Linked DNA regions of Homo sapiens: regions 2 and 3 are each linked to region 1. A link is a loop called in an ENCODE intact Hi-C map of the cell type or tissue named here. Cell type or tissue: Caco-2. All regions are shown on one strand. Links, peaks and the distances in the headings refer to the core of each region. The heading gives the core; the rest is flanking DNA. Region 1 overlaps LINC02625 (long intergenic non-protein coding RNA 2625). Region 2 overlaps ARID5B (AT-rich interaction domain 5B). Region 3 overlaps ARID5B (AT-rich interaction domain 5B).

What was found. A loop is a pair of places that touch in the nucleus more often than their neighbours do. Peaks named below come from ENCODE experiments on the same cell type or tissue, not always from the same donor. Only the 100,000 strongest peaks of a DNase experiment are listed, where the experiment ranks them.
Region 2: it touches region 1 in a loop (4-fold over the local background); 1 of 110 quality-filtered maps calls a loop at or near these places.
Region 3: a loop joins it to region 1, with 2.8 times the contacts of the local background. A loop is called at or near these places in 1 of 110 quality-filtered maps.

The regions. Positions count from the first base shown.
Region 1 is chr10:61,842,448-61,853,847 of GRCh38, forward strand. The region is part of intron 2 of LINC02625 (long intergenic non-protein coding RNA 2625); the gene reads right to left. Among named protein-coding and RNA genes, the nearest start is that of LINC02625, 20 kb to the right of the region's middle. In Caco-2, for the core only: no CTCF peak of the experiment used is centred there; DNase peaks (open chromatin) are centred at 7,894 and 8,154.
Region 2 is chr10:61,947,904-61,955,903 of GRCh38, forward strand. The region is part of intron 3 of ARID5B (AT-rich interaction domain 5B); the gene reads left to right. Among named protein-coding and RNA genes, the nearest start is that of ARID5B, 50 kb to the left of the region's middle. In Caco-2, for the core only: no CTCF peak of the experiment used is centred there; a DNase peak (open chromatin) is centred at 4,378.
Region 3 is chr10:62,014,709-62,025,592 of GRCh38, forward strand. All of the region lies in intron 4 of ARID5B (AT-rich interaction domain 5B), which reads left to right. Among named protein-coding and RNA genes, the nearest start is that of ARID5B, 120 kb to the left of the region's middle. In Caco-2, for the core only: no CTCF peak of the experiment used is centred there; a DNase peak (open chromatin) is centred at 7,734.

The sequences.
Region 1 (11,400 bases), core at 3,356-11,355:
GTTTACACAGTCCTTTTATATATGTCATCTCATTTCTGAGCAAGATAGGGTTGTGAACTTGCAAATCATTCTGTCAATGTAGGGAAGCATTTCTCCAGTTCTCCAAGTACCCCCGAGTCTGATTTGTGTTTGGATTAGGTTATAGACTGTGAGATGACCTATAAGGGCTGCACATAGGTGCCCAAAGAGAATGGGGTTCGAATCACTGATAGTTGGTTAGGAAATGAGGGTGGGTGTGAGAGTCAGGGTCTGGCAGAGACCTGCCCAAGTGGGCACTGCAGGCTCATGCTCAGAACACAGTGTTTATAGATTCAAAATGAACCAAGAGTATAACTTATAGCAGGAGCCCTTGAACCAATGAAGTCATCCGAGTGGGGCTGACTGGAGTGGCCGGCAAGCAGCGCCTCTTATACATCAACCCGGGAGATAGAAGCCTAAAACTTAGCCAGAAGGTGATCCCACCAGAATGTCTGAGCACTAATTACATGCCAGGAAGAGTGGAGGATACAAAGTGAATGCCCTTTTATTATCTCTATTCCACTGCTGATAAAGCTGAGGCTTAGAAAAGATGTGTCATTTGCCCAGACTTCACAAAACCAAAGCCCAGGCCTGCTTGTTGCCAAAGAGAGGCTTTTAAACCACAGTGTAATACTGACTTTCTACAATATCATAACATTTGATGCCACTCAAAATATAACTACAATAGATAAAATAAGTATTTTTGATAATTTTTTAACTTTAAGCATTGCAAGGGAAAAATATTTTATAACAAAGCATTGATAGTCACTAGACTAACCATGTGAGTCATGAATTACACTTTACAAGACAATGCAAAGTTGTGGTCACTGCTTTCCAAATGCTCTCATCCTAAGGTATTCCTAAGCCTTCCATAAGAATTCAGCCAAGTCAACAAGAATAAATGTAAGTAATTAGTCTAATTTGTGATGGCTTCCCTTCATTGCATCTCAATGAACTCACTTTAATTTAGGGGACTCTAGGAACCAAAAAATAATTGCTAACTTACTATTCACTTACTGTGCACTTACTCTGTGTTGGGCACTGGGCTAAATGCCTTACCTGAGTTACTGCATTTATTCCTCACAACAGCCTTCCAGGTTAGGTGCTATTAGCTTCCTCTTTTATAGATATGAAACTGAGGTTCAGAGAGGTTGAAGAACTTTTCCAAGGTCAAGTTAAAGCTAATAAGTGGGAGAACTGAAATTCAAATCTCGACTGCCTAATTCCGGGAACAATGCATTCATCCTCGGCTCTACACTGCCCAAGTCTTGAATCCTAGTGTTGGAGAAGTCTTTATTTTCATTTAGACATTCCCTATTAAATGAGACAAATATGGGCTCTTAAATACTATAAACAACTTTTTTTTTAAATGTACTTGAGAAAGCTTAGTTCCTAGGAATTCTTCAGAACAGAGTTGAAGTTCCAAAACAAATCTCCCCAGAACAAGCCTGTTTAATATAAAGAATTAAAAAGGAGGGCATGTAATTGCCTACAGTATTTGATTCGAATTTTGTAAATACCTTTTAAACTTTTAGTAAGCCTATGCTTGTAAAAATACATTTTCAAAAAACATATTATATATGCAAGTTTACAACCCTGACGCTTTTTAAAAACTTACCATTACTTTACAAATATACAATCTCTATAATATTCAGCATGAAGAAAATTCCAGAAAGGAATGCATTAAAAGTCAAAATGTGATTGCTACCTTTTCTTATCTAAAAAGTGCAAGTGTTACATGGTTATCAGGAAAAAAAATGAACATTAATATTTGTCCATTCATCATGAGTCAGGCTGGCTTTTTACATCTATTTTCCCAACTAACGCCCACAACAAGCTTTAGATGTAGCTATTATCTTGTCCTATTTATAAATAAGGAAGCAAGTTTTAGAGAAATTAAGGGACTGTCCCAGGGTCATACAACTAAACAGCAGCAAAAGTAGGATTTCAGTTCTGTTTTACTCTCAGCTGAGAGGTCTTTGCACTACAACACAACCTGTCATACAAATTATTTATGTTGGCATCCATATATGCCTCTGTGACAAGATTATTTACTGAGATATTGATTTATAATTGTTTCCTGATTCCAAATGAGACTAGAAGAAAGGTATTTTCCCCTCCCTAAATCAAAACTGTGGAGGGGTACATGCCTGAGACAGGAGAGATTCGTAGGGTGGAGGTGATCCTTTACAAGTGGGGAAGACCTGAGTTTGCAGGAAGTGGGTGTGGATACTGGGCTCCCAGGGAAGCCGCCACCCCAGGCATCTAGCCCAAAGATCCTGCTGCCTCAGCTTAGCACATGGTGAGTGAGGCGGCCCACCTCTGAAATAAGGTACCCTAAGATTATTCAGAGCATAACTTGAAAAATCTCTAATCGAAAGAATTAAAATAATGACCTTTTATCAGGTCAGGACTCAGACTTGGCAATACGGAGTTTGCTCAGACACAGGTACAACTTCTGCCTTGAGGCATTGAAATCTTTGGTCCCATGCTAGAGAATTGATCCCCATTGGCAGGGACAGAATGGGATGCAAAATGTAGCAAGTACTCCAACAGTGACCTGGTGGGGTTTCTTTCAGAAGCTTTTCCTGGCGCAGTACAGCTGCCCTTTAGAATGGCAAGAGTTGACCACCAACCAGAAAGAAGCCCTGATTCCACCAAGCCTGCGGGCCACATCTGTTGCAACAGGAGCCACTTTTCAGTCCCATCAGCTCCTTCTCTTCTAGCTATGACTTTTATCATGGGCTCCACTTCAATCATTAGCAATAAATAGAAAATACCCAAAAGCCCCAAAATAAAGGTCCCCTTTTCATTTAAAACATTCAGATTTCATTGCTTGTGCTGTGGCTAACATCAAGTCACAAAGTGGCAGGGCAGTTCCCCAAGCCCGTTCTGCTTCCAAGCTTGTTAAACTTTGGAATGGGTTTTGTCCTTTGGGTGTGCATGTGTTTTAAAGCTGTTTTATGACACATTGTCGGGAACTCAGGTACTGGACCTCTTTAACTCCAGCTTTCAGCAGCTGCCTTTGCACTTCCCTTTCACATAATTAAACACCCTATGGTACTTAACAGAGTAATAAGTAGCACATCAATAAAGCAATAAATAATTGTATTCAGGCAAACTCCAGAGCCATCATCCATTAACCAGAGCTGTGAGCAATACTTTTGATTAATCAGTAAGGTTATATAATAGCAAAGCAAAAGTCAGTCAAGGCTTGGGCAAGAATCAACCAGACTTCCAAGCCATGAAGAAGTCTTATCTCTGAGGTAACCTGCAGGGAGGCTATCAATTGGAAGCATTAACCCAGAGAGTAACTGAAGCAGCAGGAAGTCCCACCTCCAGAAACTAGTTAAAAACAAAGAAACAGGATGATCTGGCTGAGGCAGGAGGGCTGCCTACTGAGAATATGGAGTAAAGGGCCTATAAAAGCAAAATGTTCTGACTTCAGAGAACAAATACTTGCAGCTGAGCTGAAGAGCAAAGGAGAATCAGGATGGACCTGGAACTCCATCCATGAGTCTGAGGGAAACTTCTGCAGATACGATGCTGTCTGGGAGGAGTGCTTATTCAGCCTCCCACCGAGAAGTATAGGAATGTTGTTATTAGACCACGGCTCTGTAGGCCAACACCAGCACAGGGCTGGGTGACTATGCTTAGAGCCCTCAGAATCACCTGTGGAGCTTTTTATTCTTAACAATAGCTTGCCTGGATCTCACAAACCCAAATCTCTGGAGGCAGGGCCCAGGAACCTGTATTTCTAACGAGCTCCCCAGGTGGTTCCACTGCACAGCCAATGTGGAGAACCTCTGGTTTGGTGACAATAATGGAGGACCCCTATAGACCTAGCCAGCTGGGCCAGCCTTGCCATGTGTGGCCACGAGGCTGCTGTCAAGATCCTCAGCTTGACACTTGAAACAGATCTTAGGCAGTCCAGATTTGTAAATGCACCATGAGTTTGTTTATACCAGTAGTCACTAGACTCAGAAGAGGCGCCCATGGTGCACCTGATCAAGGCTTGTGCCCAGGTTTCAGTGCGCTAACATGTTCCCCAAGGGAGTCAGAGAAAACTAGCCCAATACCAGTCATGTTGAGAAGCATTCATTCCATCCTCAAAATACTGAGGGCCTACTATGTGCAGGCACTCTTTTAAACACAGGGGATTCATCAAGAATGAAAACAAAACTCTCTCCTCAGAAGGAGCTTCATTCCAATGGGACCCCAGAGTTTTCTGGGTGTCTCAGGGCACAAGAGGATTGGGACTGAGCCAGTAGAGGTTTGCACACTCGAACTGCACTGCAACAAGACAGCATGTTTTTGTTATAGAAATTTTAAGCACATGTGAAAGTAGAGAGTGGTATAATGAATCCCCACCACGTACCTCTCACCTAGTGCCCACAGTTACCAATTCATGGCCAATCTCCTTTCATACCCACCTTCACCCTCATTACCCAGATTATTTTGAAGAAAAACCCAGACATCATATTGTTTTATCTGCGAATACTGTCAGTATGTATCTCTAAGACATGGATAATCTTTAAAAAAAAATAATCACCACATACCCTTATCCCACTTAAAATGTTAACACTAATTTCATAATCTTCAATTTAGTCAGTGTTAACATTTTCCCAACTGTCTCACAGTTTAAAGTATGTATTTTCAAATGAAGATCAAATAAGGTCCATACGTTGAAATTAGTTGATACATCTCTTAAGTCTCTCTTAATCTAAAGCTGCCCCCACCCCTGCTTCAATCATGTCCTTTGTTCTGTAGAGTCTGGATTTTGCTGACTGCATCCCCGTGGTATCACTTAACATATTTCACTTTTGTTCAGTGTATTTCCTGTCATATGGTAGTTATAGCCAGAGGTTTGCTCAGAGTTGGTTTTGATTTTTTTGGCAAAAGTATTTCAAAGGTCTATCAGGCTTTTCATGTCTACTGGATGTTGATCTCTTTGTGATGTTGGCAGCCATGTATGATCATTTTCTAGATCCTTTACTTCATTAGGAGCTCATGAAACAATTGTAAACCACTAGGAAGATTCATTAGGATCATTAGGTGAGATCCCTATTTCAATTGGTGATATTCTAATTTTAATAGCTTTATCAGCTAAAATACTGCTATGATGAAAACTTCTCATCAGCTCTCTGGTTACCCTGAGGTATAGGAAAAGCAAAATAAATGATTTATTTCTTTATTTGTCAGTTTTCAAAATAAGTTGGTTCCTTAGCATCATCCAAAGATTTTTGTTAAGTGTCATTATGAACCCATGAACTTAAGCAGCTCGCAACTTTTTAAGCAGCTCACAACTGACATCCTTCTTTGAGTCTCTTACATATATAGCCTGTCTTTGTCCAGTGGGAACTGACTCAGACTGGCTCCTGGATCCTTGAAATATGACCCTTCTAGTCTTTGATATCTTTCTTGCTAGTATGTCAAGATGTTCTCGGTGCTTCTTGTACCTTTCCTGCCCCAGATCTGGAATTAGCCATTTTTCCAAAGGGCCCTGGCTTATTTTTAGTCAGCAATGGTATTTAAAGACCACATTCTGCAGTCCCACTTTTATCTATTGTAGTTATTGAGGTTTGACATGAGAGTCCCATTGAATAAAAGGTTTTGCTACTTAAACATTTCTTTGAAAGTCATTTGTCTTTGGAAGAAAAAATTAATAAAGGGTTAATTTGAATATATTAGGAGTTCCTACAAATTAATTAAAAAACACAAATAATGATAAAAAATAGGCAAGATATTTGAATAGGCAATTGAGAGAAAAGTAAATACAAGTGTACAATAAACATAGAAAAATGTTCAACCTTCTAGCTGTCATGTAATTACAAATTAAATCACTAATGAGATACGAATTTTCAGCCTTCGGTCTGGCAAAAATATTTAAATTTGAGAGTTACATTTTAAGAGGTACCAGAGCTAACAAAAATGGGGATCAAACACTGATATTGAGAATGTTAATTAACCCATCTTTTTGGAAAATAAAATTTTTAATATATACCCTTTGACCTTGTAATCCCAATTCTAGGAATCCAGCTTACAGAAATGAAAACAAAAATATTTTACATATATATATATGGATTTTGTTGCAGCATTGTTTACAACAAAATTTTAAAAACCATTATTAAGGCACTGGTTGAATAAATTATAATACACAATACAATTTTTTTTTTTTTTTTTTTTTGCGACAGAGTTTCGCTCTTGTTGCCCAGGCTGGAGTGCAATGGCGCAATCTTGGCTCACCACAACCTCTGCCTCCTGGGTTCAAGCGATTCTCCTGCCTCAGCCTCCCAAGTAGCTGGGATTACAGGCATGGGCCACCACGCCCGGTTAATTTTGTATTTTTAGTATAGACAGGGTTTCTCCATGTTGGTCAGGCTGGTCTTAAACTCCCGATCTCGCGTGATCCGCCCGCCTTGGCCTCACAAAGTGCTGGGATTACAGGCATGAGCCACTGTGCCCAGCCCACATTATAAAATTTTATGCAGCTATTTTTTAAATGTTACAAATTTATATCTATCAGTATGTAAAAATACCCACCATATAGCCATAGCTTCAGAATATTACATATAGAAAGATAACATCTATATGTATATATTCATGTATACACATGATAGGTAGACAGCAAGGCAGACAAACAGGCTTAAAAATAACTCAGAAAAGATGCATGGCAAAATGTTCAAAGTGGGTAGCTTTGGTAGCTGAGATGGGAACATCATTTTTAAATTTAATGTTTAATTCCATATAATTAATAAAAAGTGATGGCCATATGAGGAGTTTTTTGGTTTTTTGTTTGTTTGTTTGTTTGTTTGTTTGTTTGTTTTTTAAGACGGAGTCTCACTCTGTCCCCCAGGCTGGAGTGCAGTGGCGTGATCTCAGCTCACTGCAAGTTCCGCCTCCCAGGTTCACGCCACTCTCCTGCCTCAGCCTCCTGAGTAGCTGGGACTACAGGCGCCCGCCACCACGCCCGGCTAATTTTTTGTATTTTTAGTAGAGACGGGGTTTCACCGTGTTAGCCAGGATGGTCTCGATCTCCTGACCTCATGATCCACCCGTCTCAGCCTCCCAAAGTGCTGGGATTACAGGCATGAGCCACCGCGCTCAGCCCAATATGAGAAGTTTTAACTCTTTTTCTGTTTTCAATATAATATCCACCCCTAAAAACAGAAGAAAAAGAAAGCCCACAATATCAGCACTGGTTGAGACATTTATCAAAGAGCTTGATATGGATCAATCAAATCCCTTCTTCCTAAACCCATCACAGGTACATATGGGAGAGCATTTGTGCTCAAGAGTAATTGCTACTCACTTCCACCTTGGTATTTGCTCCATTATTTCTTAGCTTCTTGGCCCTCAAAGCCTCTATGATCACAGTAAGATTTTCCACAAGCCCCTTTTTCGCTTGGGCTGAGGTGCCTTTCTGTTTAGGTCTCTGGGAAACTGTTCCCCCAAAAAATGTTGTCTTTGACAACTAAGGAAGTTTCAGAGGATTGGATGCTGAGTGCTGCTGCTAACCTGTAAATCTGTACCCCATTCCTGGCTTCCTGGGCTTCTCCCCAAGGCACACAGTCACTGATCTCCACGGGCAAATCAAATGAAATCTTTACCAAGGCTTTGAGAAAATTGTTAAAAAGAATATAAAATGTAATCAGAAGCACGAGAAAAGCTAGTGACTGGCATTAAGTGCTCTCCATTAGGTACGTAATGGCCTGTCCTGGCTTCCCCTCCAAGTCCCATACATTTATTGCTGGACAATGTGCATGTGTGGCCTATCATTCTCCTTGAGCATTTACAGAGCCTTGATCATCACACATGAGCTTAGCCTGGTCCCACACACCAGGGATCAGGGTCTTACCCCCAGGATAGGGACCTAAATGCTATATTGCAGGGTGAGCCAGAGCAGCATTCCTGAATGTTGACACTCCTAACAATATTTGATCTCTTCCTTCTTGCCATTCCAAGGGCAATAACTTCTCAGATATTTCCCCTTTGACTTAGGATCAGTAGCATTATCTCCTTGCTGTGCACTTCTCTTTGAGTCCCAATCCCCCATCTATTTACAAAAGACCAGATAAGATCAGCAACTTGCCCAATGCTGTTCCAATTCCTTTCACAAGACCCCAGCCCTTTTCATCACCTTTTTCTCAACTTGCCTCCAGCCCTTGTGGAAGAGGTGATGAAGCCATTCCCTTGAATGGTTGGAGCACCTGCTATAGACAGTTCCAGGTGCTGTCTCTGTCCAAGCTCCTAACTTTTCATCTCATAGAACATTGGGGCATTTTGGATCTAGAAGGAAACTGTAGATTACAAGCTGGTTCAGCCTCTTATTAAACACCTGAAGAAGTAATTAGGTGTCCATGACTTGCAAAATATCATACTGTAGCGAGGGTTATTAACCCACTAAAATGTGGTTTTCTAGATGTGGTCTAAGCACGTATTTCACTCCACCATGTAAATTCAACTCCATCTCTAGTCTTTCCTTTTGTTTAAACGTTTTTATATTTCTTTCACCCATTTGGTTCATTTTCAGTTCTTTTGACCCTCAGTACACCTCCACATTGTCTCTTACAACTAAAGCAAATTTCCAGACCCACTTTTTTTTTTTTTTTTTTTTAAGACAGAGTATCACTCTGTTGCCCAGGCTGGAGTGGACTGGTGTGATCTCGGCTCACTGCAACCTCCGCCCCCTGGGTTCAAGCAATGTTTATCCCCAGCCTCCCAAGTAGCTGGGATTACAGGCATGCACCACCATACCCAGCTAAAGTTTGTATGTTTAGTAGAGACAGGATTTCACCATGTTGGCCAGGCTGGCCTTCTGGGATTACAGGCATGAGCCACAGCACCTGGCCTGGCTCACTTTCAATATGTCCTTTCTACCAATAAGCATTGTCAAAATTCATTCCCCTCCCTACCGGCAAAACCCTTTGTGAGCCTCCCTTTCCTTTTATGATGATATAGCTGAGGGTGATACCTGAGGAACAGAAAAAAGTTATGACTTCTTGGAATGCTTTTCCTTTTGCATATCTGGAAAATAGCAAATTCCTACATATGCTTCAATTCCCTACTCAATTAATCTCCTCTTAGTTTTCCCTGCCATGCCCTTTGCTCTTCAGACCTTTTTCTTTCCTTTGTGCTATATTTTCACCATGTTGGCCTCTTCTGCTAGAGTATGAACTCATCAAGCAAGAGATCTCATCTCACTCTTTTTTAGCACCCCTGTAGCCCAGTATGGTGTCTGGCATAGAATAAATGCTTGATAAATGCTTATAGAAATAAAATAAAATCAATATCAACCATCTCTCCTAAAGAACTCTTTATTTTTCCCTATATTTATTTTCTTCTTTCTTTCTCTTTTTTTTTTTTTTTTTTTTTTTTGACACAGAGTCTCACTCTGTCACTCATGCTGGAGTGCAAGGCATAATCTAGGCTCACTGCAACCTTTGCCTTACCTCAAGTGATTCTCCTGCCTCAACCTCCTGAGTAGCTGGGACTACAGGGGCCCACCACCACACCTGGCTAATTTTTGTATTTTTAGAAGAGACGGGGTCTCACCATGTTGGCCAGGATGGTCTCGAACTCCTGACCTCAAGCCATCCGCCCATTTTGGCCTCCCAAAGTGCTGGGATTACAGGTGTGAGCCGCCATGCCCAGCCTGTATATTTATTTTCTTATCTATTTTATTTATATTTTTCTCTAAGCACTGAATATTTTCTGCCTTAAATTTCACATGCCACCTAAACCTGGTTAAAATTAAAAGCATTTATAATTATGAAATATCATCAAAGAGTGGGCTATTCTCCATAATGAAATTTTCAGTTTTCAGCAATATTTCCTTATTGTAATTAATTGTTGATCATCTTTATAAAGAGCATTACAGACTTTCCTGCTTTCTTTAACAGAGCACAGCATTGTAACATATTGTCTTCCTGATGAGTTAGGCAGTTTTATGCACACCAATTATTGTACTCTGATATCATATAATGAAGCCCATGGGGGCTATTAAGGCAAGTAGAGTTGTTGGCCTCAACACCAAAAGACTCTAAGATTTTTTGTGTGTTTTTAATGCTTGGGTCTTGTTTCGGAGCTTTATGCTTCCTCATTGAAAATTTAATTGTCACTCTGTTAGCGTCATAAAGTGAGCCTTGCCTCTCCTTATTCATATTGTGCTTTCAATAAGTCATTGTTGAATTTGATGAATTGGTTAAAAAGCAGGGGCTTTTTGACAGCTACTCAGAGCCTGTTCCTGCTCTCCAACTAAAAGGGACATTATCGATGTAAGAACAGCCAGTCGGCAAAAACCCGGGGAAATATCATATAAGTATTGGCTGCGGGGCTCATAAGATAAAAACAATTAGGGAGGAGTATAAGAAAACAAGCACATTCTATAGGATTCCAAGGGGAAAAATCAGGCAGAACTAGCAAATGAAATGCACAAATGTTTTCACTTACTACGTTCCTACCTCTTCTTCATTCCCCATTTCTCATACCACGGCACATATCACTAAGTCATCTTATCTTTCTTTCCCAGTTTCCTTACAATCCTGTTGGGTACCAGTCTCCAGAAAGCCACTATCAATCAGCTAACGATGGCATTAAAGAGTCAACTATAGGATCTTCCAGAACAAGGACTACACTTCAGGAAGATGACCTTCAACATAGGAGGGAAAAATGTTTCATAGTCAATCTAGTAAGAAGTTCTGCCTTCAAAGCAAAAGAACTACCATTTATTAGATGTTTGCCATGTGCCAGGCAATGTCACAACCCTTTTATATCTCATTTAAGTTCATAATCATCCTGTGACATAAGCAACACTATGTCCCCCAGTTTACAGATGAAGAAACTAAGGCTCAGAGAAGACATGTGACTTCCAAAGGGCACTGAGCTAGGAAGTGGTGACACTCGGATTCAAACCTTGGATCTGGCCTACTTTAAAGTCCATGGTCTCAAATCTTGTGCTATACCTGTTTTACAGGGAGGTGAGTCTCCAGTCACTGGAGCTCAAACAGACTGAACACCTCTTAGCAGGGATATAGAAGGGATTTAATTATCATATGAAGGTAAACCAAGGACCATTTAAATCTTTGCAATTCTGACAGCCTTATCTTTCCATTCATTCCTTGAAAATAGATTTACTTATATGCAAAGTCTCATGAATCTCAAATGTCAGTCAACCATTTCAGAGGTTTCTGTGTGTTTATGGTTTTAGGAAAGTATGCAGGAAGACATTATTAAAGACATCTCTCTAACAGAAGCCATTATTTACTGAATTCTTTTACCAGAGAAATTTGAGTTAAAAGAGGTAACAAACTGAGAGCAAGATAGTCTCTCAGGGTTGGCAGGGTTGTGGTAGAAATTTACAGGTCGGTTGGGAAGGACCTT
Region 2 (8,000 bases), core at 1-8,000, 100 kb after region 1:
TTCATTTGGAATTACTGTTGACCTGAGGATTTTCTAGTGTTTCCTGCAGCCACGAAAGCTTCTTAGAATTCCAGGTTCATTTCTTCTTCTGATGACGGACTGAAGATGGACCATCAGCTGAAAAGAAGTTTGTAGAATTTTGGAATTTATTCCTACTTTTCCATTTGGAGATGTCAGGGCAGAAGTAGAAAAAAAGTGAAATTGGAACTTTCTGTGCTATTTTTAGTATCCAGGCTACCAGTATTTACCTCTAGGATACAATGTATGCAAAAGGAGTAATGGAGTACAAGAATCTGCATCATGCTTTTCTGAAACTCTTTATAGAATTGTCAGGCTGGAAGGGGCCTTCATGAACATTGTTTTCTCCTCTTTTTCCTTCTAACAGTCGTCAGGCCTCTCTTTTCAGTTCTTCCCTAAGATGTGCTTTCAGAATCCCTCACCATCACGGTTACTTATCTTAGGATACACTTTAGGTAATTTTTTTTTTTTTTTTTTTTGAGATGGAGTTTTGCTCTGTCACCAGGCTGGATTCGGATCCCTGCAACCTCTGCCTCCTGGGTTCAAGCAATTTCCCTGCCTCAGCCTCCCGAGTAGCTGGGACTACAGGTGCGCGCCACCACATCCGGCTAATTTTTTTGTATTTTAGTAGAGACGGGGCTTCATCGTGTTGGCCAGGATGGCCTCGATCTCCTGACCTCGTGATCTGCCCACCTTGGCCTACCAAAGTGCTGGGATTACAGGTGTGAGCCACCATGCCCAGCTGAGGTGATTTTTTTATACCATTTAACTCATTTATATTGCAGGAGCTCATTTTTACTAAGAATCCTAGAGCCAGAATAGGAGTAGATTCTAGAGAAAGGCCCCAGTGATCCATTACGCATGGCCAGAACTCTAAGGAGCTGGCTTGGCATCCTCCAGATACAACATGACATTAGCAAAACTACTGGACTCTTCTCTAGAGCTGTATGGCCTTGGCCTTTTTATAAGTAAGAGCAAAAAGGGGGAAAATATTCTGCCACTACACTCCCTGAAGTTTAGGTACCTATTTTTTTGTTTGTTTTTATACACAGTAATATTAAGTGTAGACTAGTATCTAATGAACATCGTTGTTAATATGGCAGCTACTGTGGCTCAATATCAATGTTGTGCCTTTTGAGCTTCTGTAGTTCCTGTAGTTTTTTACTCTAGCATTTAGGATAGGGCTTGCCCAAACTGATTTTTGCCTCAGTAACGGTCTACAGTTGAAGACCAGCTTGGTGTCTGAGAGTCTGTTTAAGCTATTCCAACCAAATAATATAAAAACTGCAAGTCTTTCCTAAATTTTCATATGTGATAGTTTAATCATGTTGTTCTCTTGGACTTAAGCTGTTCTTGTTTTTGTTTTGTTTTGTCTATTTTTTCTAGCAGTTTGTTTTTTTACAGCCATATCTATGATAAAAGACCATGATGGAGGCTGGGCACGGTGGCTCACGCCTATAATCCCAACACTTTGGGAGGCCAAGGCAGGTGGATCACTTGAGGTCAGGAGTTTGAGACCAGCCTGATCAACATGGTAAAACCCCGTTTCCTACTAAAAATACAAAATTAGACGGGTATGGTAGCACACATCCATAATCCCAGCTACTTGGGAGGCTGAGGCAGGAGAATCACTTGAACCCGGGAGGCGGAGGTTGCAGTGAGTCAAGATTGTACCATTGCACTCCAGCCTTGGCAACAAGAGCGAAACTTTGTCCACACCACCCCCCCACGCCCCCACAAAAAAAGACCGTGATGGATAAGACAGTGAATTCATAATTTTGTTTTAGCTTCATTAATTTGAAATGTTAATTTCCCAAAGAACTGTCTGTAGAGATTGCCATCTGATGAGAAGATAATCAAAAGATGAAAGAATAAATTCATTTATGGTCCTATTCCTTGCTATGCCTTTAGTTTCTTGCTGTGTACCTTGGATTGACTGGAACAAGTCTTATGCGGCCTTGGCTTCATACAAGCTCATAAATTTTCATTATCACTGATAGATTGCCAAACTTAGACCAGTAATTCTGTTTGCATTTGGTGATAAAAGTGGGTCTATTGTGAAGGACAAACCCAACTGATCCACCATGTTTTGTTCTTTTTTTTTGAGATGGAGGTTTGCTCTGTCACCCAGGCAGGAGTGCAGTGGTGCGATCTCTGCAGACTGCAACCTCTGCCTTCCGGGTTCAAGTGATTCTCCTGCCTCAGCCTCCCAAGTAGCTGGGATTACAGACATGTGCCACCACGCCCAGCTAATTTTTGTATTTTTAGTAGAGACGGGGTTTCACCATGTTGGCCAGGGTGATCTTGAACTCCTGACCTCGTGATCTGCCCGCCTCAGCTTCCCAAAGTGCTTGGATTATAGGCGTGAGCCACCATGCCTGGCCCGGACCATCATGGTCTTTTAAATATCTTTTGAGAATGCAACACTGACTCTGTACCTCAGATGTGCTTTTAAAGTGAGGTCTGTCTGGGCACAGTGGCTCACGCCTATAACCCCAACACTCCGGAAGGCCGAGGTGGGAGGATTGCTTGAGGCCAGGAGTTCAAGAGGAACCTGGGCAACATAGTGAGACCTGTCTCTGCAAAAAAATTTTAAAAATTAGCTGAGTTTGGTGACGCCCAACTGTAGCCCCAGCTACTCAGGAGGCTGAGGCAGGACAATCACTTATGCCCAGGAATTCAAGGTTGCAGTGAGCTAAGATGATACCACTACACTCCAGCCTGGGCAACCCACACTGCATTCCAGCCTGGCCAACACAGTGAGACCCTGTCTCCAAAAATAAATAAATAAAATAAAAATGAGGCTTGATTCAGCAGTTCCCCTTTCAGTTGGAGGTGCATGATGCTTTTATTTTGTCATAACTCTAAAATGTTTTTGTTTGCCTTCTACCTCTCACCTCATTAGCCACTGTATGATTACTGACAGTGAGCCATTATTACAGCTGCTATCATGATAGCATCACCTTGGAACACAAAGCAGATATATCCTACATGTGAATTGATGTGGTTTTTCCAGTGGGTTCTGTGAGCAGGTATCTGATTTGTGCATTTACTCTTAATACTCGGTGGTATTGACACTGATTCTTTTGAACAGTTTGTTTAATCTGTTAGAGTACTTTTAAGTCTGAAGTTCTGTTGCAACACATTAACTTTCCTAAATGTCAGATTCACTCCTCTCCTGTAACATTATGTGTTTAAGTCTGTAGTTTATGCAGGTCACTGCAGAGGAAAGCTGAGGTTTGGACTTTTAGCTTATTTTAATAAATGTATTTATTTAGGACAGACTGGAATAATAGTGGGTTTTCAAAGACTTCGTGAAGTGCTTCATGCACAGTAGGGGCTGAGCAAATAGTGCTGATGATTTCAGGCTTTTCCTAGTTGCCTCACTGTGTGTTTTCATTTGGTGTGCTTGGATGAAGTGGTATTGCTTCTTTCTTCCCTAAAACCCCAGAGCCTGTGCCTTGCCTAGAACTCTCTTCCGTTGGGCAGCCCCACTTGCTTTTTGAATTTTTAACTATTTCTATTATCTTTTACTTCTGACCTTAAATATTGGCATTCCGCTTAGGATCCCTGTTTCTTTGCAAACTTCATGCCTACGGGATAAAATACAAATGTTACAGGAGTATCCAGTGAACTTCCAGGCTCCATTTTCTTCTCTTTTTCATTAAGTAACTTTCATTATTGTTATTTTTTGTTACTACCAATGTTATCCATGTTTGTTTTAGAAAATATAGGCACTACTGACAAACAAAAAGCAGAAAAATTAATGTTGCCTATTTTCCTCCCACTCAGAAGTGCTGTTAGTATTTGTATATGTACCAATGCATATGAATGCATGTATCAGTGAGAATTTATATGGATATTATTTTTCCTCATAAAAATAAAATCTACTGTTTGGGAATCTACCTTCCCATACTTAATTTTGTACAGAGGTATTATAAATATGCCCCCATATTGTAAAATATCCTATACTGGGTTTTTTTTTCAGCTGCTGAATATTTCATTACAGAGGTGTTTCATACTTTAATTATCGTTGGGCATTTCAGCTCTTTCTGATTCCCACAAACTTTATAAAACTCTTGTAGTTATGCACATAGCCATGACTATTTCTTTATACATTTGTAGGGGGGGATCGCTGGTTCAAAGTGCACACAGAACGTTAAGACACCTATCCCCTACCTTATCTCCTCTCCTAAACCTTCTTTGCCCTAGCCTAACTAGTCTAACTGCCTGGTTTTCTTTCTCTTTAACCACATGTACTCAGTCCCCTGCCTTCCAAACTCTCCAGTGTGTTTTAAGTGGCTCATGCCTCTCTACTCGTGGAATAGCCTTTCTAGGAGTCCTACCTGTGGGAATTCTGCCTTTCGTTTAAGACTTGTTTAAGCCTCTGAAGCCCTTCTCAGCCTTCCAGCTCAGAGGAATTGCCCTGCTTTATTGAGCTCTTATCTTATCACATTTAGTGTCTCTACCACCTTATTGATCACCTTACTCTATACCTACCAATATAATGCAGTATCTTTTTTCATGTGTTTATCTTATCTTCCCAAAAAGTCTTAACTCTATAGTGTTAGCACTCAGACATCAAAGCTATACCTAGTAGGTTAAGTAAACATGCGGCTTTTATGATCAGACTTTCCTGAAATCTCTGGAGTTCTCTGTTCTTAGTCTACTTGAGACACCTATGTGCATTTGAAGGTTGATTTGAGTTCTTTTAGAGCACTTCCTAAGACACTCTCTAGTGGAGAGGCTGTTTCATTGGTACCCTGTAGAAGCAGCAGCTACTTGGGGTATTAGTTTGCTAACTATTCTTGGTCTAATTAGTAGTCATCTATTCATCACTCATTCTAGAAAACACATTGAGAGATCACGTGAACATGCTTGAAGCTATCCTGCTAGCCTGAGGATTGTAGGTGGTGTTATAGGTGTGTGTGTGTGTGTGTGTGTGTGTGGACATTTTACATCTTAATAGTGGTACATATTAATGCCTTTCTCAAGGGAATCTTCTTCGTGTTTCAGGGTCATAGTAGTGACAAAAATATGCAGGGAATAAATCCAGATTGGACTTGTTCCACCTTACCTTTTTTTTTATTATTATCGGCTTGTTTGTAATCTTTTTTTAAGATGACAGGTTATTAAGAAGATGATTGTAGCACGACATCTAGTGCTGCTTATTCTAGGCAATCACACCGTTTTAATCTTCGCCTCCCTTAAAATGGTTGCTTGCTAATTATGGTGGAAGATATTCTCCATCTTCCAACTACTCATTCTACAACTTTTGTTCACAAAGAAAGTATTCTGTTAGGCCTTACAAAAACAATGCTTCATGCCTGGCCTATTCTCTCAATAGGAAATAAAACATTGTTTTCATAGCAGAGCTGATAATAAGGCAGAGTTCAAAGCATGATGAAACATATACTTTTCTAGCAGAGAAAAACCTATAGTTACCTGGCTAATTAACTATCACGTGATGGCTGTGTGTATAAAGATACAGGCTTTTCACATGTGCGGCCTGTATCTGGGTTTCTTTTCTTTTTTTTTTAATTGAGAATGCTCATTTAGTTCCCATTGATTTGTATTAATGTTTTCCATCAAAGATTTAGAAGAATGAGCAAACACAGAAGCTGCCATTTTAGGGTAGCTTCTTTTTGACCACTGTACTAAACCTCAGTAGTCAGTTATGTTGTAGCGGAAAGAGCATGAACTTTACAAAGTAAGATGGACCTGGATTGAAGTCCTTGCTCCATAAACTGTATGGCCTTAAAAGCTTTCACTCTGCTTTGATTGCTTATCTATAAATCAGCGTTAACAATACCCATCTCACAGTTTTGTCTCCCAGGACTTGGGAAGATTACGTTAGATCATCTATAGGGGTACCCAACACACAGTGGGAGCACTTGGTCAACAATATTAGTTTCCTTTCCCCTTTCCTTTAGAAAGGTAAACCCTTACTCAAGAAAGCAAAGTGAGTAGATGCAACATAAAAAGAATACCAAGACAGAGATTACAGTAGTATGTTATTTCATTTTATTTAATTCACAAACACTTGAGTTATCTATTATAAGACATTGAAATTGATTGAGGGTTAAGTGAGCCATGATCCCAGTTCTGTAGGAATTTTGAAGTTTTTAATGTGATTTTTAAAAAATATAAATTTCAGCCGGGCACGGTGGCTCATGCCTGTAATCCCAGCAATTTGGAAGGCTGAGGTGGTGGATCACCTGAGGTTGGGAGTTCTAGACCAGCCTGACCAACATGGAGAAACCCCGTATCCACTAAAAATACAAAATTAGCCAGGCATGGTGGCGCGTGCCTGTAATCCCAGCTACTCGGGAGGCTGAGGCAGGAGAATCACTTGAACCTGGGGGGTGGGGGTTGCAGTGAGCCAAGATTGCGCCATTGCACTCTAGCCTGGGCAACAAGAGGGAAACTGCATCTCAAAAAATAAATAAATAAATAAATAAAAATAAAATAAAATTATATATATAAATTTCGATGCTAAAATTTACCTGTGTGTATTGTCCTACAGACCTGCTTTTTACTTCCTCTGATCACTCTTAGATCATGATTAACAGCTGATGCTAGTTGGCTAGAAAATTTCGTGCCAGGAATTCAGAATGTACTCTGGATGATCACATGTAAAACATGTGTATTGCTGAGCTCCTCTGATGTTTCTCTGGCTGTGAACTGGTGTTCTTGTGGTTTATTGGATGTGCATGAGTAGGTGTGTGAATACGCTTGTGTGTTTGTGAAATCATCCCAACTGGAAATCTCTTTTGTCCTTGTGGTATCTATTTATTCCATAAGAAAGCAAACTATGGGCCATGAGCAGTGGCCTGTAATCCCAGCACTTCAAGGCAGGTGGATCACCTGAGGTCAGGAGTTGGAGACCAGCCTGACCAACATGGAGAAAACCCATCTCTACTAAATATATAAAATTAGCTTGGCATGGTGGTGCATGCCTGTAATCCCAGCTACTTGGGAGGCTGAGGCAGGAGAATCGCTTGAACCTGGGAGGCGGAGGTCATGGTGAGCCAAGATCGCGCCATTGCACTCCAGCCTGGGCAACAAGAGCGAAACTCCATCTCAAAAAAAAAAAAAGCAATCTATGATGTGCCATGGTTTTGTGTGTGTTATTTTCTCTTGGAGGTTATGAGTAAGAATTTTCAAGTTTAGAATAGCCTAAAGGATGCTGTAGTAGCAACATTTCTAAAACCTCAATAGCTGAACACAACAAAGACTGACTTCTTGTTTATATACTGTTCAGTGTGGGGTACATAGGACTCTAAGAGCAGTTTTCCCCTCTACAGTGGCCCTGCTTTGGACCTCCATACCAACACATGCTTCTATGCTCACGCAGAAAGGGAAAAAACAGGCACAAGTGGAGTACTGGCAATTAAGTGTTTATTAATACATACATTAATAACATGCAGTAACATGCATCACTTCTCACATTTCATTAATCAATGAAGTGATTAATTTCATGACCATGTCTTGACTTAAAGGAGGTGGGGATGGATATATGATCTTATAGCATTCTTAGAAGGAGAGGGGAATTGAATGTGAACATTAGTGATATTTCACACATGCATTTAGGATAATGATGTATATCATAGGATAATAAAATCTCAGGGATGAAAGGAACTACAGATAATCTAGTTACAAGATTTTAGTAATGTCATCTTTACTATACTTACTATCTCTTCAATGCCCTTTGCAGAAATCTTTTTTTGTTTTGTTGTTGTTTTTTGAGACAAGCTGTCACTCTGTCACCCAGGCTGGAGTGCAGTGGCCCAATCTCAGCTCACTGCAACCTCCGGCTCCTGGGTTCAAGTGATTCTCCTGCCTCAGCCTCTTGAGTAGCTGGGATTACAAGCACCTGCCACCACGCCCAGCTAGTTTTTGTATTTTTAGTAGAGACGGGGTTTCGTCATGCTGGCCAGGCTGGTCTCGAACTCCTGAGCTCAAGTGATCCACCCGCCTCA
Region 3 (10,884 bases), core at 2,885-10,884, 170 kb after region 1:
TTTTGCACTTTTTTGGATCTCAGGTCCCTTTGAGAATCAGATGAAAGCTATGAATCTTCTCATAAAAAGTGCATGCAAACATAATAAAAATAATAATAGCTTTGAACAATGTCATTAGCAAAAATTGACATGTCAGGCAAATACAGAACATTCTGCATCTATTTTCCAGGATTTGTAGGGTATATGAAACCTCAGATTAAGAACTCCTGGACTGGGTGATCTTTAAGAACCTTTTCTGTTCTCACATACTTGCATTCCATCAATGAAACAAAAAAGGTGTTTCCAATGATTCTCTGTAAACGTTACACTTCATTAATTAGAACAACTCATTTCCTTAGAATTTTAATTCATGAAAATATGAAAATAATGACATTAGATCATACCTTTTATTGAGAGCATACCATGTATCAGGCACTGTTATGTGCCTATAATTTGTGTTCCTAAGAGATAACCACTTAATGAAGTGTTAGTAGGATAAATACTTCAGCGAAAGGCTTATTGAAGCCAAATTTTTCTAGGATTTATTGAGCACCTACTATGTTCATTATCTCCTCGATTTTCACAATAATACTTAGGTAGGGATTGTTACCTTCTCTGGTTTTACAGATGAGAAAGCTGAAGTTCAGACCCGTTTAAGGAAGTCCTTCAACACAGCTGCTTTAGTGGAGCTGGGATTCAAACCCTGCTCTTAAGCTGCAAAGCAGTGCTCTTACGGGTTGTGTTGTGCTTCTTTTCAGTAGCCTATCAACTGTTCTAATTCATTTAAATAATGATTATGAGAATCTGACTTGAGCTCAATGGGACTTTTGTCAAATATATACAGCAGTGCTCCTATGGGGGAAACCGAGTACACTCTTCAAATTCACCTGCGTAGTCTTTGCTTTTCCACCTCTGAACGGTGTGAGGTTTTTTGTTGTTGTTGTTTTCTTTTTTGAGACAGAGTCTTGCTCTGTCACCCAGGCTGGAGTGCAGTGGCGCGATCTTGGCTCACTGCAACCTCCGCCTCCCGGGTTCAAGAGATTCTCCCACCTCAGCCTCCTGAGTAGCTGGGACTACAGGTGCCCACCACCATACCCAGCTAATTTTTGTATTTTCAATAGAGATGGGGTTTCGCTACAGTGGCCAGGCTGGTCTTGAACTCCGACCTCAGGTGATCCGCCCACCTTGGCCTCCCAAAGTGCTGGGATTACAGGCATGAGCCACCGTACCTGGCCTAACAGTGTGAATTTAAACACTGTTATTCACTTCAGCCTTATCTGGCATATGTGGAGCACTTGCCGTAGGTGAATTGTTCGACTAAGACTCAGAGGATGGTGGAGTTTGTGCCTTTAGGAGATTCAGCATTGCGGCTAAGGTTCCATCACTGTACGTAGCTGGCTCTATTCTCATAGGTCAGTGTGCTGTTTGCAGCCTACTGTCCATAAGGCAAACTACAACCCACGGGCCATGTGCAGCGCTCAGCCTGTTACAGAGTTTTATTGGCACACTGCCACACTCATACGCTTACATCTTATCTATGGCTGTTTTTGTGCTATGACAGCTGACTTGAGTATGGCTCACAAAGCTGAAAATACCAACACTCTGACCCTGTACAGAAAAATGTATTGACCTCTGATATAGACCAATGAGGTTCATTAAATTTTAAGACATCATTTCTAAGATACACCATTTTTATATGTGCCACATTGCATATACAATAAAAAGCACTGCTGATTAACAACTGTAAAATGCCATCAATTGAGATGCCACCAATTCTGGAGATATTGAAATTTGAACCAAACAGTGTATCTTACAATTGAAATTTAATACTTTTCAAAGTGATGTTTGAGATTGAGAGGCATTAAAATAAAACCCTGTAAATACGGATTGTCTTAAAGACAATTTTACCCTGCCCATAAGTCAACCAGTCTGTTGCTCCCCACGAAACCTATACTAACAGACCATGTGATAGGACCCAGTGAATTAGAAAAGCACTGGCTTCTTGGCATCTGTCTTCCCAAAGACTGTTGCTAATAATGAGTGGAAGAAATATTTTGGCATTGTCCTCTGATACTATTTTCAACTCCTGTTAGTATAAATATTTGGGGTGTTTCAGTACAGTGGGTTGTGTGGCAGTAAAATTGTTAGTTCTTTTATCTTAGGGCTGGCATATTTGAACAGTATGCCTGTTCTTAAAATGTGTTATGAGGCTATGTACAAAAGGCTTTGTAGTAGTTTGGAATGGGAGGCTTCTCAGATGTTGCTTATGGTTAGATTCTTACTAGTCTGAAAAATATGCTAATTATATACTAGCCTCTGAGCAGAGAGAGTGAACTCAATATTACAATTTTAAACTTCCTCAAAACAAAAACAGGACACCACGTAAGGGGAAGTAGTGATTAATGCATAAACAGTATGTGCCTCGTATGTGTACACAAATTGTCCCTTATGTCTACATACGTTTGTATATTCATATAAACTGCCCAGACAGCAAACATATTTGAAAAAATAAGCCATGACTTTGGGAGGCCAAGGTGGGTGGATCACCTGAGGTCAGGAGTTGAAGACCAGCCTGGCCAACATGGTGAAACCCTGTCTCTACTAAAAATGCAAAAATTAGCCAGGTGTGGTGACATGCCCCGTAATCCTAGCTACTGAGGAGGCTGAGGTGGGAGAATTGCTTGAATCTGGGCATCGGAGACTGCAGTGAGCCAAGATCACGTCATTGCACTCCAGCCTGGGCAACAGAGCGAGACCCCGTCTCGAAAAAAAAAATAAGTCATGGTATTTTGTTTTGTTCTGCTTTTTTTTTTTTCTTCAAAAATAGAAATTTAGGAATTCTGAGTCAGGCCACATATTATTTGGCTAATTCAGCTGCAGAGTAAGTTATTAATGACCCCCAGATGTTGTTTATAGTGATTGGAAATGTTTGGTTGTGAAATAATATTTTCTTTTTTGTGTGTGCAAGTGATATTTCTTAATATGCTCTACAGCATCTGAATAAAAGTTTGATGGCAGAACAGTTTGCATGTCCAATGTAATTGCTTCTAAGTGAGCTCTTCATTCTTCACATTTTTAGCTCTAATTGCTTTTTTTCCCATATGTCTAAAAATAAATATTTGCAAGTTTTGTGTTCTGCTACTCATTGTAATACATAAAATATTTGTACACTGAGCAAAATTCACTGATAATGTTCACAGTGGGCTATTTAGAGAAAGTAAGGTTTGTGTGTAGAGGAGATAAAATACATTTTTATTATTCAATAGTATAAATGCCAGAGAAAGCCATTTATCTTACTTTGAAAGAATATTTTTAAAGAAGTGGCCAGATATTTGACCTCTGAGATGATTTAAATAGATTCAGTTGGAAGAAAAGATCCAGTGTCAAAAATAATCGGGTTTTCTATATAATAGATATTTTAAATGATCTCTGCAAGGTGGCAATTAATTTTTTATTATCAGGGACAGAGGCCCCACTATGTAGATTATCTAAGTCCCTGACTTCCTGGGCAGACCTCCTCTCCCTTCGTTTGAGTTTATTCCAGCTCATTAGCACCTCCATCCGAAGGTTGGCAGAGAAAAGGAGAGGAAGAAAAAATGAAATCACTTCTGCTGCTCTTAATGGCCCTTGGAAAGAATGGATCATGAATGAAACAGAAACCAGTGGGAAAGATAAGCCATTGGATTTTCTGTGTTTTCTTTTATCCTTGCCTTCCTTCGTCACCACAGATAATCAATAGTTGGCTTAAAGACTTTTAAATGAACTGCACATTGGAAGGCTTTGTAGTTGTAATACCAATATCATTATTATCTTTACGTTTCCAAAGACTGGGTGGGTGCCAGAGAGGTAAATATTGCCCGGTCTCCATGTTGGCATGAGACGCGTTCCTGACCTTTTTTTTTTTTTTTCAAACCTGCCCCTCCCCCGCCCCCACCACTGTCGTCTTTTATGCACAGAAGGTAATTTTTTGTGGGTGTTCAGATACAAACATCTGCTTGACCACCCTGTCTTGTGATTATGTCTTATGATCCTGACCTGGTGATATTTTGCATTAATGAAAGTTGGCTGGTTTGGTCTTCCCCATCATATTTACTTCTTAATGTGTTGCTATATTTACAGTTCACCAAGAACAATCTGTGACAAAGATCTGCTTTTATCAGGACAGCTGCCAGATTCATACCACATCTCCAGGTTCTGTTAGACATCACAGTAAAGTAATTCTTTACTGCTTGCTTTACTTGAGCCATCTTTCTAATGTGTATTCTTGAAAGTATCCTGGCTGTATGAATCTCAAATTTCAGTCCCTTTTTTAGACCACCATGCAGCCCAGAGGTTTGGAGCTTTGTCTTGGAAGCTCCTTCCATCAATCAGAATACCAAATTTACATTGTTAGGTTCCCTGGAGGTGTTGGAGCTCTGGATTCAGCAATTATTGTGAATAAGAACCTTGCAGCTAGGGTGAGTGCCAACATTCCAAGTGCTAGCACAATGGAAAAGAGAAGTGGTTTATGTTAGAATATGGTCACATTCTTCTGATTAAACCCACTCAAAAAAGACAACATTGTAATATTTTCCAATGACTGTTTATCATGAATTACGTCAGCCTTCGTTTAAATTGCTATTATTTCTCCTTAATGCTTCTTGGTGCCTGCATAATTTACGGCACTGGCAGCCTCGGGACTATGAAATAACCTTTCACAACCACCGTACAATAGTGAAGAACATGGCGTTTTTGTTGTTAATTATTATAGGACTCCTTTAACTTTTACAAAGTGACATAAAATATTGTTGAGGCATTTATGATTCAAGCTACTTTTACATGGATCTATTTTGCTTCTGGCTAGTTCTTAACTAAAGCAATCATTTGTGGTTATTAGGCCGCCGGAGATATTATGTCAGAACTGGTTTAAGAGTATTATTATGTATCCCATGTCATACACTACATGTCAGCACTTGAGGCTGTCTTTCAATAAAAACAAATGTAATTTTAGTTTGTGCTCTTTTAGGGATTGGCCATTTATAAGCCAACCTGAGTTCATTCGAAGGTGTCCCAACCATTTAGGAGCTTGTTTCAGCCTTCCATCATACACTTTTAGTCTCTTTCCTGTGGATTTAAGACCTTTCCAAAACAAACTTTGGCAAAGGTTTAATTCAGAGTGAAGATTTGCTCCTAGGGAGCCACAGAATTAGCAAGGACTGGTTAATCGCCCAGGGCTGAGCTCGTTCTGATTCCCACATTTTGTGGGTTTTCTTACAGATTTCCTAGGCAGTGAGTCTTCTAATTGTGACCCTCCTAACTGTGACCCTCTGAAGAGAAGCGAGTCTCAGCCCATAGAAGACCCTGCCTTACATTCAAAGAGGCTACCCTAACTTTCTGGCGAGGAGTCTTGAGTAGAAGGGAGGTGGAAACAAAAAAGGATGGGAACATGTTTGAGTTTCCACAAAGCTACACTTCCAAGCAAACTTTGAATTAATATGTCACTCCCCTGGGTTCCAAATACTATGCATATTTTCCAGTCCTTGCTTATTTAAAGCAAGAAAGGAAGGGCGTGCCAGAAAGTTTTACAAAGAATGAAAACACATTAATGACTCATGTGAACAATTACTGATTTTCTTAACATATAATTTCTTAATTACTGTCAACCAAAATAATTTGCATGATAATATTTTTCCTCCCCTCCCCCATCTGTGTTTAAAAGGCATAAAATAATGATCAAAGAGTCTGTTTGATCAATAGTCGGGAAATTTAACTCCTTAATTCTTAGTGGATTGATGGGACTTTGACATCGGATATTCTTCAGAATAATCACCTCCAACACAATGGGCAAAATGAGCTCTCCAGTAAAACAAACAGCTTTGAAAAGAGCTCAGGGGCATTTTCTTTAGCTTGAATTCAAGGAGGAAATTGTGACTTTTATGAAACTTGCATAAATTTACATGTATCCTGTCAGAGTTTTAAAATTAGACAACATGCCTGAATGCCCTGGAAATGAGTCTGCCATCCAGATTTAGAGTGCTTTTAGCTTTTTTAATTAAAGACATTTCACAAGCCAACGCCAGAGAAGAGAATTAAGCATTACATAAGAACATAGCAAAGTTTGAGATTTAATGGGTGAATATTACGAACTTATAAAGGAGATAAAAAGTGTGAAAGGAGCGGTTATTGGGAGTTTTCTACATTTTGTTAAGTGTAAAAAATGGAAAAAATGAAAAGGCCAAGCTGCCATTTGCTGTAGCCCTCGTTCTGGAACTGGTTCAAAGCTCACAGAACTGACTGTGGGACTGTGATGCTTGTTAATGAGCATTTGTGGCAGTGCACTGGGATCATGGGTTTGTCACATGAATATATATATATATATATATATATATATATATATATATATCTCAGAAGATAGAAGACAAAAGTTGTTGCTGCAGTGTGATTGTGAGAAACACAAAACAATCATCCTGAAGACTGCATTTACATAGAGCTCAGTGCCAAGTCCCACAAATACTCACTCTGGATTCTTTAATAACTGCTGATACATAGTTATCGAAAATTGTTTTTAGCTGCACATGCTATACCATTTAAAAAACTTAGACTAAATACTGTCAGCTCTTGTTTGCTTTCCTAGCATGTTATTCATTTATTGAGAAATTTGGAATGTAAAACATCTGGGAATAACTTGGTGTGTGCAAAGGCATCTTTAAAATGTGTATATTTCAGAACTTCTTTGGAGTATTTATTTAGAAATATGGGAAAATTCTGTAAACATGTTCTGGAATATATGTAGCATTTGAATATGAAAGAGGAAGTTGGCATAATTGAAAACCTAAATTCATCTTCTATAAATATTACTCTGTCAGAGGAATGGGTTTCTGAAATTAGAGAATCCAGATTATGGTCAGCGATATTTACCAAGAAGTATCTCCTTTTGCCCTGGACAGAATGTGTGAACCAGAAACATCCATTCTGGCCCTTTCTGGGGTGTAATGTGGTCGTGTGACAATAACTTGGTTTTTTCTACAACAATGTTTATGTCTAAATAAAGAAGTTAATTTATTTCAGCGTTTCAAGGCATGAGTTGGAGCTGTGCAAACCCAATTGCTTAGAGTACAACCACTGTGGTGTTAATAGCTCCCTGGTTTGGTTCAACAGTTAGTCCATATATTTTATAGCCGGGTCTTTAAGAAACCAGTGCCATCACCACAATCATAGCAACTGGGAGATGACACAACATGGAAAGGAGTCAGAGAGGAGAATTTGTTAATGATTTATCAATTTTCTCCTTTTGGGAAAAGTAAATGTAATACCGAATATCACATAACTGTTTTTACTTCTTCTAAATTTCACATTTTGTAACCATTTTAGTAGCTTTAAGCCCTGGCACTGTCCCCCTGTCCCATGTTCTCTTCTTTACTGAACTACAATTCATATAAGTGGAGCTCATACAATGAAGTTTGCCCATATAGTCCAGTGGGCTGGACTGGATAAACTCTAACGTCCTCCAAACACCACTTTCTGGAGATTGCAAAACCCATGTGAGCAATGAGGTTCTCTAGATGGTGTGCGGATTTCCAGTTAAGGGGCACTCTTACTGTAACCACTGTGGCCATGCCATCCTTTGGAAAACCTTACCCATTTACTTGTGTCTCACAGCTGCCCTCCTTTTTGATCCTGATAGAAGCAGGAGGAAGATAAGGGGGAAGGTCCCTGGAGAATCTCCCACTGACCTGTGCACTGGGAGGATGGGGTGGAGCCTTGGGAATTTCACACCTTTCGCAGGAAAGAGGAGCTGGCCCTCTCCTGTTCCTGGGTGGTAACCTGGGATTCAGTCGGTGAGGTAGAGAGCTTGTTAACAAGACTCCATCTCACTTTGCTGTGTTGCTTTTCCTTTTTCCTTTTTGCACAACAAATTCCACTCACCCTTCTATGTGTCCACAAGCCTAGTCCTTCCTGGTCATGTGACAGGAACCCAGTTTTTTTCTACAACAATCCCTCATTTGTGACACTGGCTGTGGATTTCCTATCATTAGAGGGAGATCATCAAAGGAATATTAAAATTAATGTGCTTTCCTTGAGATATTCCCTGGGTCTTGTCTTGTAAAAAACTGAAATGACAGAAAAGAACTGGAAGCAAAATGTAAATTGAAAACAAACCAAAAAAAATCTCCTCATTGTGAACGATTCACAGAGCTCTCCTTTAACTGGAGTACAAGGTTAAATTTGCTCATTGATCAGGGCAGCAGAACCCGTGGTGCCCGTGTTAACGAACTTCCCATCTGTTTTCTTACGAGTTTTGATAAGGTCTTTAGTCAATGCTGGAAACAAGTCAAAGAAACATATCTCTGTGTTTGTCTCTTTGCCCTGCTTGGACTTTCCACACACTGGAGCAAGTCTCCAGCCCCTTTCCCAATACCTAGTGGATGTGGCAGATGATCAGTCATTCAGAGAAGACTGTTTCACACCCCTTACTATGAACAATTCTTATCTGTTCATTAAAGTAACACTTCTCTGTGGACGTGCTTGGTTAGCAAATAGCTGAATGTCTGAAAGTAACAAAATGCTTACTAGAATATTCATCAACTCAGACTTCTTGTGCATTTGCTCCTTAGATTTAGGGCAAGGCACTCTTCCCCATATTGCCTCCTTTGGCCATCATCATTCATAGTATATTAACTGAGTGGGCCTGAAAGAAGTATTGTTATCTTGAGAGCTCCATGTATTTGCATGTATGACACAGAATCCTTTTGAGTCTTCTCACACCAACTGAACCAAATCCTATATTTATGCACATGTGAGCAGGTCACTGCCACATTTTGAGTCATATTCTTGTACCAGAAGAATAAAGTACTGCAGAGCTGAAGGATTTGGTCAGTGAAAGGTTGATTTGGAAAGTGGAAGAGGATAAGGAATTTAAAGCAGACTGTCAAGTCAGAAACAACAGACTCTTGGTGAGATTAGGAAAGAAAAAAGGAAGTGGGGGAATACATAGCTGCAACCTTGATTTAAAAGACAAGTAGCGATGTGATATTAATCAAGCAAAAGGAAGCCTTACTTATAAAATGAGTAAGAATGGCACTTTTTAAGAGAGCTATTTCTGATCTCCAAATCAAGCCACAAATATTTATTGAATAGTGACTGTTCTGCCCTGAACTGTGCCCTAGGCACATTGAAGGACACAGACTGTTTGGGAGACTAAGTAAAGTAGTCGTTATGATCAGGGTCACATACGTGTAGATAAAGTGGTGTTCCCTTTGAGTCTTGGATACCGATAGGCTTCTGTATCCACACAAAGATATGGAAAACTCTGATTTAAGTGCCTGCCCCCTCTGCAGCTTCACTTTCAAGCCTTGATTTCCCTAGTTTTAAAATGGGGATGATAATCCTCTCAGCACAGAGTGCCTTATTCATCCATCCATCTGTACTTCTTTCTGTCAAGGCCATCGTTCATCAATTCAACAAATATTTAGGGATAACTTATTATGTACCAGATAATCCATGAGGCCCTGATTAAACCTTATGGAATTAAATCGACATGACTCATCTGCCCTAATTCTAGAGCCTGGGAATGTGACTAGTAAGCAAGTAAATAGATACATTTATATTTGTACACATACACACAAAGAGAAATATAGAACTTAAGAGACTCCTAATTTTGACTAATACAACACCTGTTGTCTTTGTAGCAGCCAGTGATTACTGCACATGCTCAATTCTTGAGTTTAATGGTAACACAACCACTCCTTTTTCTTTGAGGCTTATTTCAGAAACCAGAGTGGAAGGGAACCTTTCTGTTGAGTTTATAATAGCAATTACAAGCTGATAAGGGCAAACCATTCATCAAAGGATCATACCTCGGGACTTTATCTCTTTGGGTCAAATGTTTCCTGATTGATATTGACTACCATATCTTAAGCAGCTTTGAACAGATAAGAAGCTAGGAAAGAAATTCCTTTGAAGGAGATTTGACAAAATTATATTTTCTGATTTTTTTTTCTTTCGGGAGGCAGATTAACTTCCCATTGTTCTTACTAAGAAGTACAAAGTTACCAAACCAATGAACTGAAGAAAATCTAGAAAAGTTTTCACGGGTAGATATTGATTGAGTTTCCACTAGAGACGAATGATCATCTGTATTGTTATTCTTTTCGGGTTCTGAAATGGCTTGGAAAGAACTTTTAAAATATCGAGAATGGCTCTGTACCAAAGACACTTAGGAATAGACAAGTATCTAAGAAAAGATAGCTACTTGATTACTACATATAAGTGCCCTACTGGAAGCAGTGCTATAAGTAAAAGTCTTGCAGGTTAAGTATAATTCGTTTTCGTAGAACATTATTTGTAGAAGCAATGTTTTAAAAGGTGGGGAGGGTAGGTTTCTCACCATGGACCTGATAGCCAGCTTTTAATTGGAATGGCCATAAACATTGTAATTAATCAACTATGTACTCAATTATAAAGTATATAATTGCATTCTGAACAGTAAAAAGCTTCCGAAAGTGTATATAAATCAACTAAACTGGGCAATACAGTAACTGATCACATAAAATTATATTTAATGAGATGTGTCATCTATCACAGTGTTTTCCACACAGTTCTTATCTTACATCTTTGTGATTCATTTGTGCTTTATTTTTATTGCAACAAATCTCACAGTAAAGAAACCTCTTTATCTTGGCCATAGAATTCAGTGACATTACTTTGGGCAGATTTATAATGGGTATCTTTAAAGAGAGTTTGGAGACGGGGAGATGTGGGGTCATTTCTAATTGGCTTTCTGGAAAGGTGATCTGGATGTGTCTGTCTGCCTTTACTTATTATAAATTTCCCTATCACAAGCTTGGCTATTTGTACTTAACTTGTGGTCATGCTACTATATCCACAGTTGGCATCTGTTGCCTGGAAATTAGCTAGATGACCTAC